Regions from separate parts of the Homo sapiens genome. Here region 1 is linked to region 2. Evidence: chromatin contacts called from ENCODE Hi-C or POLR2A ChIA-PET data. All regions are on one chromosome and are shown on one strand. The core of a region is the stretch at or near the end of the contact, and the rest is flanking DNA. Distances in the headings are between cores, read along the strand shown. Region 1 holds the start of NRG2 (neuregulin 2). Region 2 holds the start of DNAJC18 (DnaJ heat shock protein family (Hsp40) member C18).

Region 1 (7,673 bases), core at 741-3,240, 600 kb before region 2:
GATTTTCAGTTATTTTCTTCCTTCTCTCCTTCTTTCACTGGAGATTTGCTAATCCTTATTTTATGCCAGGCATTGTGTTGGAGGTAATAGGAATCCAAAGATGAATAGGATATATATAGTCCCTGACATTAACGTGCCTGGCCTGATGGGAGATGCAGACCCATTAAATGGCTGCTTGAAATACGGTATGGGCCAGTATCCCAACAGTAATACTATGTGTGAAGCTCATGGCAATACAGAGGAGGAAGGGATTAATTCCATCATGTATGTGTTGGTGGGAGTAGAGGTGGATATGTAGGAAGGGGGATGCGGTATAATGCTGAGCTGGGCCTTGGGAAAATAAGTTTTCCATGTGGTCAAGGTGGAGGTGAGGCTTTCTGGACACAAGAGACATCATGTGCAGAAGCACACCAAGAAAGAGCATGAAGTGCTGAGGATTGCTAGAGTGGGGGGTTGGCTCTCAGGATATGAAGCTGGCTAGGCAAAGGGAGCCCATGAAGAGCCTTGCTGAGGAGTTTGAACTTAACTTCTGAGAGCAGTAGCATGGCCAAATTGTACTTACATTTTATTTTTAGAAGGATCACTCTGGCATTGGTAGGACTGGAGATAGGTGATGAGGTGAAAGGAGTGGAGACCAGTTAGAAGGCTTAGAAGTTGTCCAGGTGAGAGATGATGAGGGCTTGGACTTAAGGTATTTGCAGCAGAGTTGGAGTGGAAGTAGATAAATTGGAGATTATTTTAAAAGAGAGACCCAAAGGCCTTGGTGATTAATTGGATGAGGAAGAATAAAAGATGAGATGAAGGGACTTATTGTAATGGATTGATGTAGTCTAAAAGAATAAAACAGTGGCATTAATAATTATAGGGGATTTGGAGTGAAGTGGAAGAAATAATGATGTTGGCTTTGGATGTATTGAGTTTAAGATGTCTCTTAGCTAGGAGGAAAGGTGTAGCTCTCTCTACTTCCTTTCCAGAATAGCAGTCCTAGCCTAAGTCACTCATCCTTGGACCAGTTTCCTGTGGAGCCCAGTGCGGTATAAAATTCCCCAAGAGCTCACTGGCATTCCTGAGCTCCACATCCTTCAAGGTTAAAAGCTGGGTGTTGAAAACTCCCTGGACCCTCATTGATAGGCTAATGGATTATGGACCTGTGTGTGTGTGTGTGTGTGTGTGTGTGTGTTTTAAATCAGATGCTGGCTCCAGTGCAGCAAACTCTTCTGCCTCTTGCAAGCATCAGCCTTGGAAACAAAACAAAACAAAACAAAAAAAACCTTTTTTATGGAGCAGCCTCTGGCCCTGACAGGCTCTGGCTCTCTGTTGGCTCCCAAGAAGCCCCCCACCTTTCTTAGAGATCAGATTTTTAAAAGATGAGGTTGTACAGTGCTCAGCCAGATCCCCACGTGGCCGCTGAAGAAAGCCCAGAGTGTTGGGGACTGGGCCCTTTCTCAGCTACCACCTCTGCTTGGGTGTCCTCAATGCTAAGACAAGACACCTTGTGGCCCAACTCTTTCCAAAATGACGGGGCTGGGATTCTCCCCCACCTCAAGTCGAATATCCAGCGTTCACCAGGCGGTGGCAGGACCGAGCACGTGGTATCATTTAGGGGCTGGGCTCCAGGGTCCTCCTAGGAAAGAGGACAGCCCAAGAGGCGAGAGGCTGGCCGGCCACCCTGGCCATGGCAACCTCTCTGGCTCCTACAGCTGCTGGCCAAAGGCAGGGGGCACGCCCTGCGTCCCATTACCACGTTCATAGGATGGTGCCAGGAGCCCGTTATCTCTTCTTCGCCTTCTCCTCACGCACCACCCCCACTGTCATGCCGATAAATCCCGGGAGCAAAGGGTGGCACGATTCCTCCCGCGCCCCTGCGGGCTGAAGGCGGGCACTAAAGCAGTGCAGTCCCAAGCTTCCCCTGCAGAAGCCGCGCTCCCTACTCGGTCCGGGGGCAGAGGGGGCGCGAGAGAGCAAGTGGGCGGGCGTCCCATCCTCCGCATCCTCCTCCAGGTCCTGGCGCACAGGGTGGGAGCGCTGCGCTGCGCCGCGCTGCGCATCGCGGCCCGCTTGCCGCCTGCCCCCTGCCCTAGCTGGGCCACCTCCCCGGGCTGCCGGTGGAGGGCTAAGAGGCGCTAACGTTACGCTGTTTCCGGTTTTCCAGCGGGCTCTGTTTCCCCTCCCAAGGCGGCGGCGGCTGAGCGGCGGAGCCCCCCAAATGGCCTGGCCAGATGCGGCAGGTTTGCTGCTCAGCGCTGCCGCCGCCGCCACTGGAGAAGGGTCGGTGCAGCAGCTACAGCGACAGCAGCAGCAGCAGCAGCGAGAGGAGCAGCAGCAGCAGCAGCAGCAGCAGCGAGAGCGGCAGCAGCAGCAGGAGCAGCAGCAACAACAGCAGCATCTCTCGTCCCGCTGCGCCCCCAGAGCCGCGGCCGCAGCAACAGCCGCAGCCCCGCAGCCCCGCAGCCCGGAGAGCCGCCGCCCGTTCGCGAGCCGCAGCCGCCGGCGGCATGAGGCGCGACCCGGCCCCCGGCTTCTCCATGCTGCTCTTCGGTGTGTCGCTCGCCTGCTACTCGCCCAGCCTCAAGTCAGTGCAGGACCAGGCGTACAAGGCACCCGTGGTGGTGGAGGGCAAGGTACAGGGGCTGGTCCCAGCCGGCGGCTCCAGCTCCAACAGCACCCGAGAGCCGCCCGCCTCGGGTCGGGTGGCGTTGGTAAAGGTGCTGGACAAGTGGCCGCTCCGGAGCGGGGGGCTGCAGCGCGAGCAGGTGATCAGCGTGGGCTCCTGTGTGCCGCTCGAAAGGAACCAGCGCTACATCTTTTTCCTGGAGCCCACGGAACAGCCCTTAGTCTTTAAGACGGCCTTTGCCCCCCTCGATACCAACGGCAAAAATCTCAAGAAAGAGGTGGGCAAGATCCTGTGCACTGACTGCGGTGAGTCGCCCCCTCCCTTTGCTGGAGAAAGGGGGGAGGGGCGAGGTGGTGGAGAATGGGGGTGGGGCGGGGAGGTGCTGCAGGTGCCCGGGCCTGGCAGCGTCCGGGCGCTGGGGGGGTGGGGCCGCCCCTGGGCAGGGCGCCTGGCACGGGTGGGTGAGGGGGTTGGGGTTGGAGAGAAGAAGGATCAGGCTCAAAGTGTGCCAGGGGTGGGGGGCGGAGGGAGGCGCTGGCCTGTGCCAGCGGGGATCTGCGGCTGATGTATGGCATGTGGGGCTGGAAAGCTGCCATCATAGCCCAGTAGCGGAAGGAAAAACGGAGAGGTCCTGGCGGTGCTGGCCTGAGGCTCAGTGAGTCAGGAGTGACCCTCGGAGGCCTTGCCTGCCCTGCTGCCGCGGGCCTGCCGTGCCCAGGCTGGCAGGGTCTGCGGGAGCAGCTGGGCAGACTCCCAGGCTGTGAAGGCCTCCGCTTACAAGTTCTCCTAGGGAATGGTCGCCCCCGCCCCCTCCTTCCTCTCCTGGGCTCGTTGCTCTGCTCATCCACACCGCTGGCGCAGGCAGAGTTGGACTTTTTCTGCTACTGTTTTCCGTCCTCCATGTGGCTCCAGTTTTTTTCTTCATCGTGATTGCCTGTCTTTGCTAAGCAGGTAGCACATCCTTCTCTTAAGACTAGCAAGCAGACACCTTTTTTTTTTTTTTTTTTTAGCTGTTTCTGGGGGAATTACAAGGTCTGTTGATTGTGATGATGATGAAAGAGAGTAACTTCTGCTGAATGCTTTAAGTTCAGCTCTAACGTCTTACTCGCCGGATGTATTTGACTGCATCTCTCATCTTCATGATGTTGGATGCTGCACAGGAATGCAGGTGATTAGAAACAAAACACTGAAATCTGTAGATCTCTGCAGCTGGGAATGGAAGTCTCCCATGTCAAAAGTCAAAGAAATGTCAGTCTAAGAGCTTTTTCTTCTTGTCCCTGAATCCAGTACTTACTTCTTAGTAAGATATTTCAAATCAAATTGTCCCACACTGGAGTATTTGGTGTAAGCCTGTCTCGTGCTTATTCAAATTGAGGTTTCGTTTTGTCCCAACTAAAGCTGAATTTGTTGGCATGCGGTATGACTTGCTGGACTGTGTAATCGCTGAATTATGATAGATGTCCTGTACTCTCATAGAAGTTGGTATGTTTACCAGTTTTACCAACTGATTCTGGGTAGTGTAGACAGGCTTTGTTTGAGTAGCAAAATATGTGTAACAGCTTATAGTAAGTTTTGCTGCCTTCATCTTTCTAGATCGATACCTATGATTTTTGGAAGCTTTCCTCCCCCACCCCCTTCAGGAGGCAAATTTTAGGAGTTTAGTGATGGGAGTATATCTAGACACTAACTATGTTAAACTGTGATCACTTTAATGAGAAGAATCTTGGCAATGTCTTAATAAGGAGGGGAAAACTTTGGGGGATAACAGCAGTTTATCGCTCTGACATTATCCTTAGGAATATTGTTGACTGCTTTTTATTATTGGTTTTATGTTCTGAAATGTTTTATAAAGACAAGTAGAGACCAGCTAAGAATTTCTAATTTTTTATTCTATTAAGTATTTTGATACTTGGGGAGTATTAAAATACTCTGAGATGCCTTGGGGAGCTGTGAAACAGTATTGTACAGTGGAAAATAGATAGTAAAAATATTTATTGAATCTTGTCCAAGGACAGCTTCTGTTTGGTTGTTGGTGAGTTGCTCCTGCATTTGCACAGTGTACATCTCCACATAATCCCTAGTCTGGGCCGCTGAGGACTTGATGGTCTTTGTCAGATAACCCCATAGAGTAACTGGCTTCTCTGCTCCCTTGTCTCCCTCCTCCTACTTTCTCCTTCCCCCAACACAATACACCTTATCAATTACACATTGTTTGTTCTAGTGGGTATTCAGTAGCTTAACAGTTGAATGCAGAAATCATGAAAGATTTGAGGGGCAGAAATATGGTCTGTTTCTAGGTTATGATCATCTCATATTATCAAAATAGCATGTGTAGTATAGTTCTTAAAAAGATACATTTAGAACTGCAATCACTGGTAAAGGAAGGGCCCTCACATATCACAAATTATCAAGGATCAGGAATGTGTATGGCAGTAAACATTTTAGAATGCAAAAAAAAATTGCTTTGAATTGATATTCAAAGGGAAGTATATAAATAGGTACCATTTTGGGGAGCCTTATATAAGGGGATTAGAAATTAAAGGACATATTTGTGAGACTTGTGGAATTGGTGATAATATAACAGAAGAGCATAAACTGCATTTTCTTGTTTTCTACTATGTGGTTAAAGAAAACATGTACTGGTAATGCTATATTAAATAAGGAAACAAAATCATCCTAACTAACCACAACACTGTCCTTGTGCTTAGCAGGAAATAACTAACAAATTCATTTTCTGTTTTCTATTCTAAAGAAAGCCCTCTGGGCCACAGGGTCATTGGGAACATTTTCTCCTTGGAGCAGATTTGCCCATTGCAAAATAGGGAAACTGGCACTTGGAAACTGTCGTCATGGCCGTTACATTGAGCAACTGAGGTTGCATTGTTGCTTTGTTTAGCTAGTTTCAGGTCTGAGTGTGTGTAGGTTCTGAGAGGTGTGGTTCTCTGGGAAGTCACCTAGAAAGCCCGTGGGTTTTTTTTTGGAGGGGGGCAAAATATGGAGGGATAATATTGTGTTTAAAAATTGGCCTCAGGAGCATCAATGCAGGAGGTCACACTGGACCTCTTCTTATCAGTCCTCATAAATGGCTCGTTTCCACCATGAAATGTTGACTTGAAGTCTGTGATCTAAGGTGGGGAAAGGTAGACAGGGGTCTTTCTGGAAGAGCAAGACCTGCCAGAGTGATATTTTTACATATCTAATGTGTATCATTTATCCAGAAAGAGTACATCTGGTGATAGAGTTGAGTAAAATCTTTGCATTTCTTAGAAGATTGCATTGTATGGAGGGAGGTGTTTTCTGTGCCTTCTGTGGAAAGGCGAGGAAAAAGAGTTAGAAAGGCCTTGCAGGGATTAGCAATTCTGTACAATGTTATAAAAACATCATGTTCTGCAAATAGTCCTGCATTTTAAAAGATGGTTGCATATATTTTGGTATAATTACACCCTATCTTGTTGTTTTCTTATATTCATGTTTTTAAGCAGTTTCCTTATTGAATAGATGCAGTAAATAGCATAAAAAATGAAGATCATTTCTTTCTTTGGGATTTCCTGATTAGCAGTTTTCCAGTGTATAGTGTACTTTGTTGCTACAAGGAAAGGTGTATTCCTAAGGATTTTTACATTCTTTAGGATAGTTTTAAATTAATGTGGCACCCAGATTCACATATTAGAGAAAGGTGGTTCACAAAATTCAGTATAGCAAAAGCGACTACATATTTTTTAAATGCTGTTTATTTAAAGAATCTTTTCTTCCCCAGCCAGCTGGAAACCCAGCTGTGCTGCAGCTTGAAGATGGGAAAGTGAAACTAGATTAGAAACTGACCAGTCCTAGTGATGAGGACAAGGCATGGTTGTAGATTTAACGATTGAATTACCACCCTAATGTCATTATTTCTTGTAGTGGCTGCTTTCCTCGGCAGACTGCATTCTTGGGGTAGGAACAATAGCTTATCTTTGAGGTCTTCTTTCTCCTAGTTCTCCTGCCCTGCCGCGTTTCGTACTTTGCCTGGTTTATAGAAGGACTCTCCATCAGTGTCATTTGAATGGATAAAGTCAAGTGAAGTTAAAGAAAGCCTCCAGATTAAAACTAAAACAATCTTAACTCTCTGACCTGTGACATCAAGTCCTGTGCTGAAAAGCTGAGTTTGATGATAGCCTTTACCTGTCGCTATGGGAACCTTTCTTCCGAAAGAATCATTATCAACTAGAGTACTTAACCACAATGTGCTTAATCATTGTGCTGATTAGTGTTAATGGGATTTGAGCACTGGAGAATAAAGATCTTGCTGGAAAAGACCCTCTTATTTTTTTTTCTTTTGGAAGGTAGATTACTACTTGCCCACCCCCAAATTTAAACAAAAATAAAACAACCGTCGGTTTGAATTAACAAACAGTTTGAGAGCTAGGGATGGTGGTATATTAACAATCTAGGTGACTAACTTCCTCTCGGCCCCTAATCAAAGCAAGTGTGCTTCCCCTTTACTATCCTGTTTTATCTAGGGCATTTTAATTTTATTTCCTAATATCAATTAGTTTTTTCTTTATAAAATTATATTTATATTTTTGGAGCTGTAGCACATTTATATGGCTCAAAATTCAGAAAATACATAAAAATATATGATGAAAAGTTTCCTTCTTAATCCCTGTTCTCAGCTACCCCGCTTTAAGGCTCTGTGGTAAAATATTCAGGAATAATTTATTCTTGAAGTGTGTGTTTCTCTAAAAACACAATGTTTTTCAAAGCAGTCTTTTTTTTTTTTTTTTTTTTGAGATGGAGTCTTGCTCTGTCGCCCAGGCTAGAGTGCAGTGGCACATTCTCAGCTCACTGCAACCTCCGTCTCCCTGGTTCAAGCAATTCTCCTGCCTCAGCCTCCTGAGTAGCTGGGATTACAGGCACCCGCCACCGCGCCCGATTAATTTTTGTATTTTTAGTAGAGACGGGTTTTCACCATCTTGGCCTGGCTGGCCTCGAACTCCTGACCTCGTGATCCACCCGCCTTGGCCCCCCAAAGTGCTTGGATTACAGGCGTGAGCCACCGCGCCCGGCCCAAAGTAGTCTT
Region 2 (6,837 bases), core at 1,467-3,966:
GTCCTAGAGCTGAGCTTTTGACTCATCTCATGGTTCTGGGGCCTCCTTTGCCTCTCAAGTTTAAGGACATCCATAATTCATTGGATTTAGGATGACCCAAAACCTTCTCATACTAGTTCACTTTTGCCATCTTCTTCTGTTTCTGAAAGGGAGAAAATCACCAGTTTTAGTGGCTGGATTCAGGGGTTAGGGTACATGGACAAGCAACTTCCCAGCCCTTTTTGGTAGTGTTTTGCTTCTTGTCTTATTTGCAGGTAATGATTGCCAGATAGACAGGAATGGGGTCCAGTTAGTTATATCCAGGACCTTATGATATACCCCATATATACCCCTTTGCTCCTAATTTACAATGTCAAACTATAAAAAATGGTTTCTCTTCCTCTGAGCCAGTCTATAACAGTGGTCAGCATTTATTAAACACATACTACATGCCAGATGAGGTGCTAAAAGCTTTGCAAGCATTATCTTACTATATCCTACGGCAATCCTATGCAGATTTTTTAACCACTATGCTAAATTCCTCCTCCTAAATTAAGTGAAAATGACCAAATTTCTAGACAACTGTTACTTTCTCAGTGCTTATGGGGGTGGGGATGAGGGAAGAACACTGACTTTAAGTGCTCCAGGAGAAACTGATATTACAAATGACACAAGCCTTTAGTGGTCAACTGGTTTGGTAGTTTTCAAACATGTAGGTTTTCTTTCCTTTAGTAGACCACAAAATACAAAACAGAAAAAAACAGAGCTTCTTTGATTGAAGAAGGGTGAGGTGCTAGTGCCTTCCCTGCTATGCCTTCCTCCCCGCTCCCACTCCTCAATAGAAGATTCCAGAGACATCTGCACATTAAGCCTTAAGGATTCCTCAATTTAAAAACCGCTAATTGAGGCCGGGTGCGGTGGCTCACGCCTGTAATCACACCACTTTGGGAGGCTGAGGCGGGCAGATCACAAGGTCAGGAGATTGAGGCCATCTTGGCCAACATAGTGAAATCCCGTCTCTACCAAAAATACAAAAATTAGCTGGGCATGGTGGCGTGCGACTGTAGTCCCGGCTACTCGGGAGGCTGATGCAGGAGAATCGCTTGAACCAGGGAGTCAGAGGTTGCAGTGAGCCGAGATTATGCCACTACACTCCAGCCTGGCGACAGAGTAAGACTCTGTCTCAAAAAGCAAACAAACAAAACTACTAATTGAATCCAACCTTCTCGTTTTATAGGTGATGAGACTGAGGCCAAAGAAGAAGGAAAAAGGAGATGTTCAGGATCACGCAATGATTTGTGGCAAAACCCCAGCTATTAATATAACACCTATACAACTTCTAGACCAGTGCTTTTTCCACTTGAAAGGCCTTGTTATCTGAGTTTTGTTTTTTGTTTTTTTTCTGAGACAGAGTCTCACTCTGTCACCCAGGCTGGAGTGCAGTGACGCGATCTTGGCTCACTACAACCTCCGCCCCCTGGGTTCAAGCGATTCTCCTGCCTCAGCCTCCCTCCCGAGCAGCTGGGACTACAGGCACACGCCACCATGCCCAGCTAATTTTTGTATTTTTGGTAGAGACGGGGTTTCACCATGTTGGTCAGAATGGTCTCGATCTCCTGACCTCGCGATCCGCCTGCCGCGGCCTCCCAAAGTGTTGGGATTACAGGCATAAGCCACCGCGCCCGGCCGTTCTCTGAGTTCTTAAGTGGGCATAATGTCAGTGATGCCAGGGCCATGACTGTAGGCAAGGGCTGGAACTGCATGCCCTTTGGTGCTTTTACCCTTCCAAGTTTATGTCCAGGAATATACATCTCTCCCCAACTGCCTAAGTAGGTGCTAGTTGATATCATGATTGATTTGGTCTTCTTGGGTAAGACCTCAGTTAATTCTGGGTAATTTTTTGTTTGGGGATGAACTGTAGCCATCCACCTATGAAGAAAGTGTTGCTTTTATTCTTTGCTAGGTTCCATCCATACCTGGATGAGGAACAGCAAGAATATTTATTTCCTCATTTCCTTTTTACTAATCTCAATGTCTGGTCCTTCAGAAAAGAAACGAATGGGCTAAAGAGATAACTAGACTGGAAGAGAGGAGAAAAGTGTCAGAGGGGTGTTGGAGTAGGATGGGTTGGAGGAAGGACAGGAACAGCAAAGATGGAGGCTCTTCATGCCGGCCCCAATACCTTTCCATGTCTTCTTTCTCCACCCCGATACCCTCTGATGTCCAGTGCCTGAGGAGCTGGGGCAGTAGGGACATACTGAGATTGCCCTCCAACCCCATAAATCTACATCACTTTTCTATTTTCCTGACTCAAGCTTCCAAAGGCTGGGTTCCGCATCCCCAAAACCCATCTCTGAATCTCCAGGGCCTACCACTGACTGCACAGAACAGGCATTAGCGTATGCTTCAAAAAGACATCCCTGAGGAGCATAATAGTCATACTGTCACCCTCTAGCCTATAGTTTGCGAAGCCCTTTCCAGGCAGGACTTCAGTCGCCCCTCCTTGGATGTCCCTAGGGTTAGGCAGGGCCGAAGCCACTATCCCAACTCTACAAATGAGGAAAAGCCAAGAGCCGTGCTGCAGGCAGCTGGCAGCTGGCAGCAGCACTCTTCCACAGATCTCCTGACGAAGGTCGAGCACTTCTCTGCGTCTCCCACGGCCTCTGGCGCAGAGCCTGCCGGGAGTTGTAGTCCAGTGCCCCGGGAGCTCATATGGACTGGACTACAATGACCAGCGTGCCCCGCGCTCCGCGCCCCCTTCTCTTTCAGCCTCGGGCACGGGGGAGGCTCGGCGGACCTGCTGATTGGGAACCGATATGGCGGCGACTCTGGGCAGCGGGGAGCGCTGGACGGAAGGTACTAGGTCCCCGCCTGAAGGAGGGATAGGGCGGCCTTCGGGAGAGATCAGGGATGAGGATCCTGAAGACGCACAAGGGCTGAGATCCTGGGTCTGAGGTGATGGATAGAGGCCTGTGAAAAGATGCTGAGCCTGAGTAGGGTTGCGGATGGGGTAGGGAAGCTGGGGACCGACCGCGAGCCCAGAGTCACCGGTGACGACTTGTTGCCTCCGGCCCCCAGCCCCGCCCCCGCCCGTGCCCCGCCCAGGGCCCGCAGCTGTCAGGCCCCGCCCATGCCAAGGTGACTGGAGGGCCCGTGGGGTGCTGCGGTCTCTCCGCAGCTTGCTAACCTGGCCCTTATCTTTCGCCTAACTGGGCCACCTGACCTTCAGTCCCTGTTTGATCATGTCGCTCCAGCCGGCATCAGGACCAGCCTTTTCCACCCTACAGTCAGGCAAAAAATATTGATCCAATACCTATTGTGTGCCCCGCCTAATGCTGATTCTGCAGTGGGGATTTGACTGACATGGGTCCCTTAGCTCACAAAACTCGCAGCCCACTGAGAGAGTTTGACGACTGAACAGCCAATTACAAAACGGGCGAATAATACAAAACGCCTGGGCTACACAGCAAGGTCAGGGATTTGGAGAGCACACTTACAAGGTACCTAACGCAGACTGGCTGTCAAGGGAGGTTTCTTGCAGAAAGTGTTACAAATGGTGACAAGAAGGATGCGTCGGAGTTAGCCAGGCCGACTTAGAGGAAGACTGTCCAGGAGCAGTGGGTGGAGGTAGCTGAGGGATGTTAAGCGGAAGAAAGATGTTGTTAAAGCCTTTCTCAGGTCCTCCAGAGAAGACATGAGTGCTCTGCCCCTTTTGACTGTATTGCTTATGACCCTCTTTACATTCTGCAGGTGTTGTTATTGAATCTTCTCCCTTTAAACCAGGGGTATCCAATCTTTTGGCTTCCCTGGACCACATTGGAAGAAGAATTGTCTTGGGCCACACATAAAATACACTAACTGACGACTAAATAACTAACTGATGACAGCTAATGAACTTTAAAAAAATTGCAAAAAAAAATCTCATAATGTTCTTTTTTTTTTTTTTGAGACGGAGTCTCGCTCTATCACCCAGGCTGGAGTGCAGTAGCGCGATCTCGGCTCACTGCAACCTCCGCCTCCCGGGTTCACGCCATTCTCCTGCCTCAGCCTCCCGAGTAGCTGGGACTACAGGCGCCTGCCACCACGCCCGGCTAATTTGTTGTATTTTTAGTAGAGACGGAGTTTCACGGTGTTAGCCAGGATGGTCTCGATCTCCTGACCTCGTGATCCGCCCGCCTTGGCCTCCCAAAGTGCTGGGATTACAGGCGTGAGCCACCGCGCCCGGCCCTCATAATGTTCTAAGAAAGTTTACGAATTTGTATTGAGCTCAAAGCCGTGCTGGGCCACATGCCACCTGTGGGCCGCGGGTTGGACAAGCTTGCATTAAACTAACCTCTTTGTGGTCAGGAGTAGATCTTACCCATCCGCCCTCTTGATCTTCTAGCCAAGTTCCTTGGTATATATTAGTTCTATAATTGTTAGTGTAAAAGAATTGAACTCCTCTCTACTTTAAATTTTAGGGGTGGGAGGCACTGCAACAAAAAATACTATTTTACGAGCAGTGTCTCTTCTGACCACGGACCACAGAGAAACATGTTTATTCAGCTTTGTATGAGTGCTTAAAAGTCAGCATGACGCCTCTAGCCCTGGCCATCATGCTTACCTTCTCATGCTTACGAGCAGCCTCCCAGAGAGGAAAGGCAGGTTGCAAAGTTGATTTTCAGGGTCAGATGGAGACCTAATGGAGGGGCTGTTGTTTGCAGCTTACATTGACGCAGTTAGAAGAAACAAATACCCAGAAGACACACCTCCTGAGAGTCATGACCCCTGTGGCTGCTGTAACTGCATGAAGGCACAAAAGGAAAAGAAGTCTGAGAATGAGTGGACTCAGACCCGGCAGGGTGAGGGGAACTCCACGTATAGTGAGGAACAGCTGCTTGGGGTACAAAGGTGAGCATGTGGTGAGATTAAATGAGTGATTTTATGGAAAGTGCTTAGAAGAGTGCCTGGATGTGCTATGTAAGTATTGACTGATGATAATGATGATGATGATGATAATTGAGGCATACTAGCTTCTTGACCTCAGAGGGAAGACTGAATAGAAGTGGAATATTAGGGTATAACATGAACTGACTACCCTGCTTCTACTTTAAGAGAGGCAGCAGAAACCGACTAGACACAACACACATCTACAGGACATTCTTTCAACAACAACAGAACGATTTTCTTCTTAAGGATACATAGAATATTCTCCAGGATAGACCATATCTTAGGTCATAAAACAAGCCTCAATAAATTTAAAAAGATTGAAATCATACAGTGTATGTTCTCTGAAATCAAAAACAAAGGGAAATTTGAGAAATTCACAAATATGTGGAAATTAAACTACAAGCTCCTAATAAGCAAGCAAGTCACAGAATAAATCACTAGGAAAGCTAGAAAATGCTTTGAGATGAGTGAAAATGAAAACACGACGTACTAAAATGTATAGGATGCAGCTAAAACAGTGCTTAGAAGGAAATTTATAGCTCTAAATGCTTATTTTTTTAAAAAAGACTCCAAATCAGTAACCTAATCTACCTTAAGGAACTAGACAGCCTGGACAATACAGTGAAACCCCCTCTCTTCCAAAAAATATATATATACAAAAATTAGCTTGGTATGATGGCACCAACCTGTAGTCCCAGCTACTTGAGAGGCTGAGGCAGGAGGATTGCTTGAACCCAGTAGGTTGAAGCTACAGTGAGTCATAATCGCACAGCAGAGCAAGACCCTGTCTCTCAAAAAAAAAAAAAAAAAAAAAAAAGAAAGAGGGATATCCCTACCAATCCAAATACTATGAACAATTGTGTGCCAACAAATTAGATAACCTAGATAAAATCAGCAAATGCCTAGAAAGACACAAATTACTGAAACTGACCCAAGAAAAATGGAGGCCAGGCATGGTGGGTCACACCTGTAATCCCAGAGCTTTGGGGGTGCTGAGGCAGGAGGATTGCTTGAGACCAGGAGTTTGAGACCAGCCTGGGCAACACAGCAATACATTATCTCTAAAAAAAGAAAAAAAAAATACTTGGGCATGGTGGCACATGCCTGTGGTCCCAGCTACTTTGGAGACTGAAGCAGGAGAATCACTTGAGCCTAGGAATCTGAGGTTACAGTAAGCTATGGTAGTGCCACTGCATTGCAGCTTCGGTGACAGAGACCTTATTTCCAAAAAAGAAAAAGAAAAAAAAAAGGAAAACCCAAGTAGACCTACAACAAATAAGGTGATTTAATTAACAATCAAAAAAATTCTAGCTGGACATGGTGACTCATGCCTGTAATCCCATTACTTTGGGAGGCTGAGGTGGGAGGATCACTTGAGCCCAGGAGTTCAAGACCAGCCTGGCCAACATGGCGAAACTTCATTAGTACAATAAAAAACAAACAAAAAGACCCCACAAAAATTAGCCGAGCATGGTGGTGCACACCTGCAGTTCCAGCTGCTCAGGAGGCTGAGGTAGGAGGATTGATGGAGCCAGGAAGGGCGAGGCTACAGTGAGCACCACTGCACTCTAGTCTGGGTGACAGAGGGAGACCTTGTCTGAAAAAAAAAAAAAAAAAAAAAAAAAAACTTCCAATGAAGAAAAGTCCAGGCCCAGCTGGCTTCATTCTTTGAGACCAGTATTAACTCTGTAACCAAAACCAGACAAAAATATCATAAGAAGTCTAAATTATCAACCAATATCCCTTATGGATATAGATTTTAAAATATTCAATAAAATACTAGTAAAACAAATACAGCAATGTAAAAAGTATTATATATTTTCACCAAGTGGGATTTATCCCAGTATTGCAGGATTGTTTAACACACACAAGTCAATCAATGTAACATACCATGTTAATAGAATAAAGGACAAAAATCACACGATCATT

What was found. Hi-C counts contacts between places; a loop is a spot of excess contacts on that map. ChIA-PET counts read pairs that join two places held with the same protein, here RNA polymerase II (POLR2A). Pooled maps may share reads with other maps.
Region 1: a loop to region 2 is called in a pooled map, with 2.7 times the contacts of the local background. The contact joins the promoter of NRG2 here to the promoter of DNAJC18 in region 2. A Hi-C loop is called at or near these places in 1 of 50 pooled maps. POLR2A ChIA-PET finds 5 or more read pairs at or near these places in 3 of 52 experiments (H1, OCI-LY7 and WTC11).

What each region holds. Positions count from the first base shown.
Region 1 is chr5:140,037,616-140,045,288 of GRCh38, reverse strand. It overlaps NRG2 (neuregulin 2), which reads left to right and starts at 1,990. Exons shown (of 10, transcript NM_004883.3): 1 at 1,990-2,919. The coding sequence starts at 2,220. RefSeq lists silencers at 1,848-2,187, 2,348-2,557 and enhancers at 1,856-2,525, 3,898-4,087.
Region 2 is chr5:139,435,404-139,442,240 of GRCh38, reverse strand. DNAJC18 (DnaJ heat shock protein family (Hsp40) member C18) reads left to right here and starts at 2,716. Exons shown (of 8, transcript NM_152686.4): 1 at 2,716-2,835; 2 at 4,683-4,869. The coding sequence starts at 2,796. RefSeq lists enhancers at 2,346-2,845, 4,146-4,646 and a silencer at 3,049-3,158.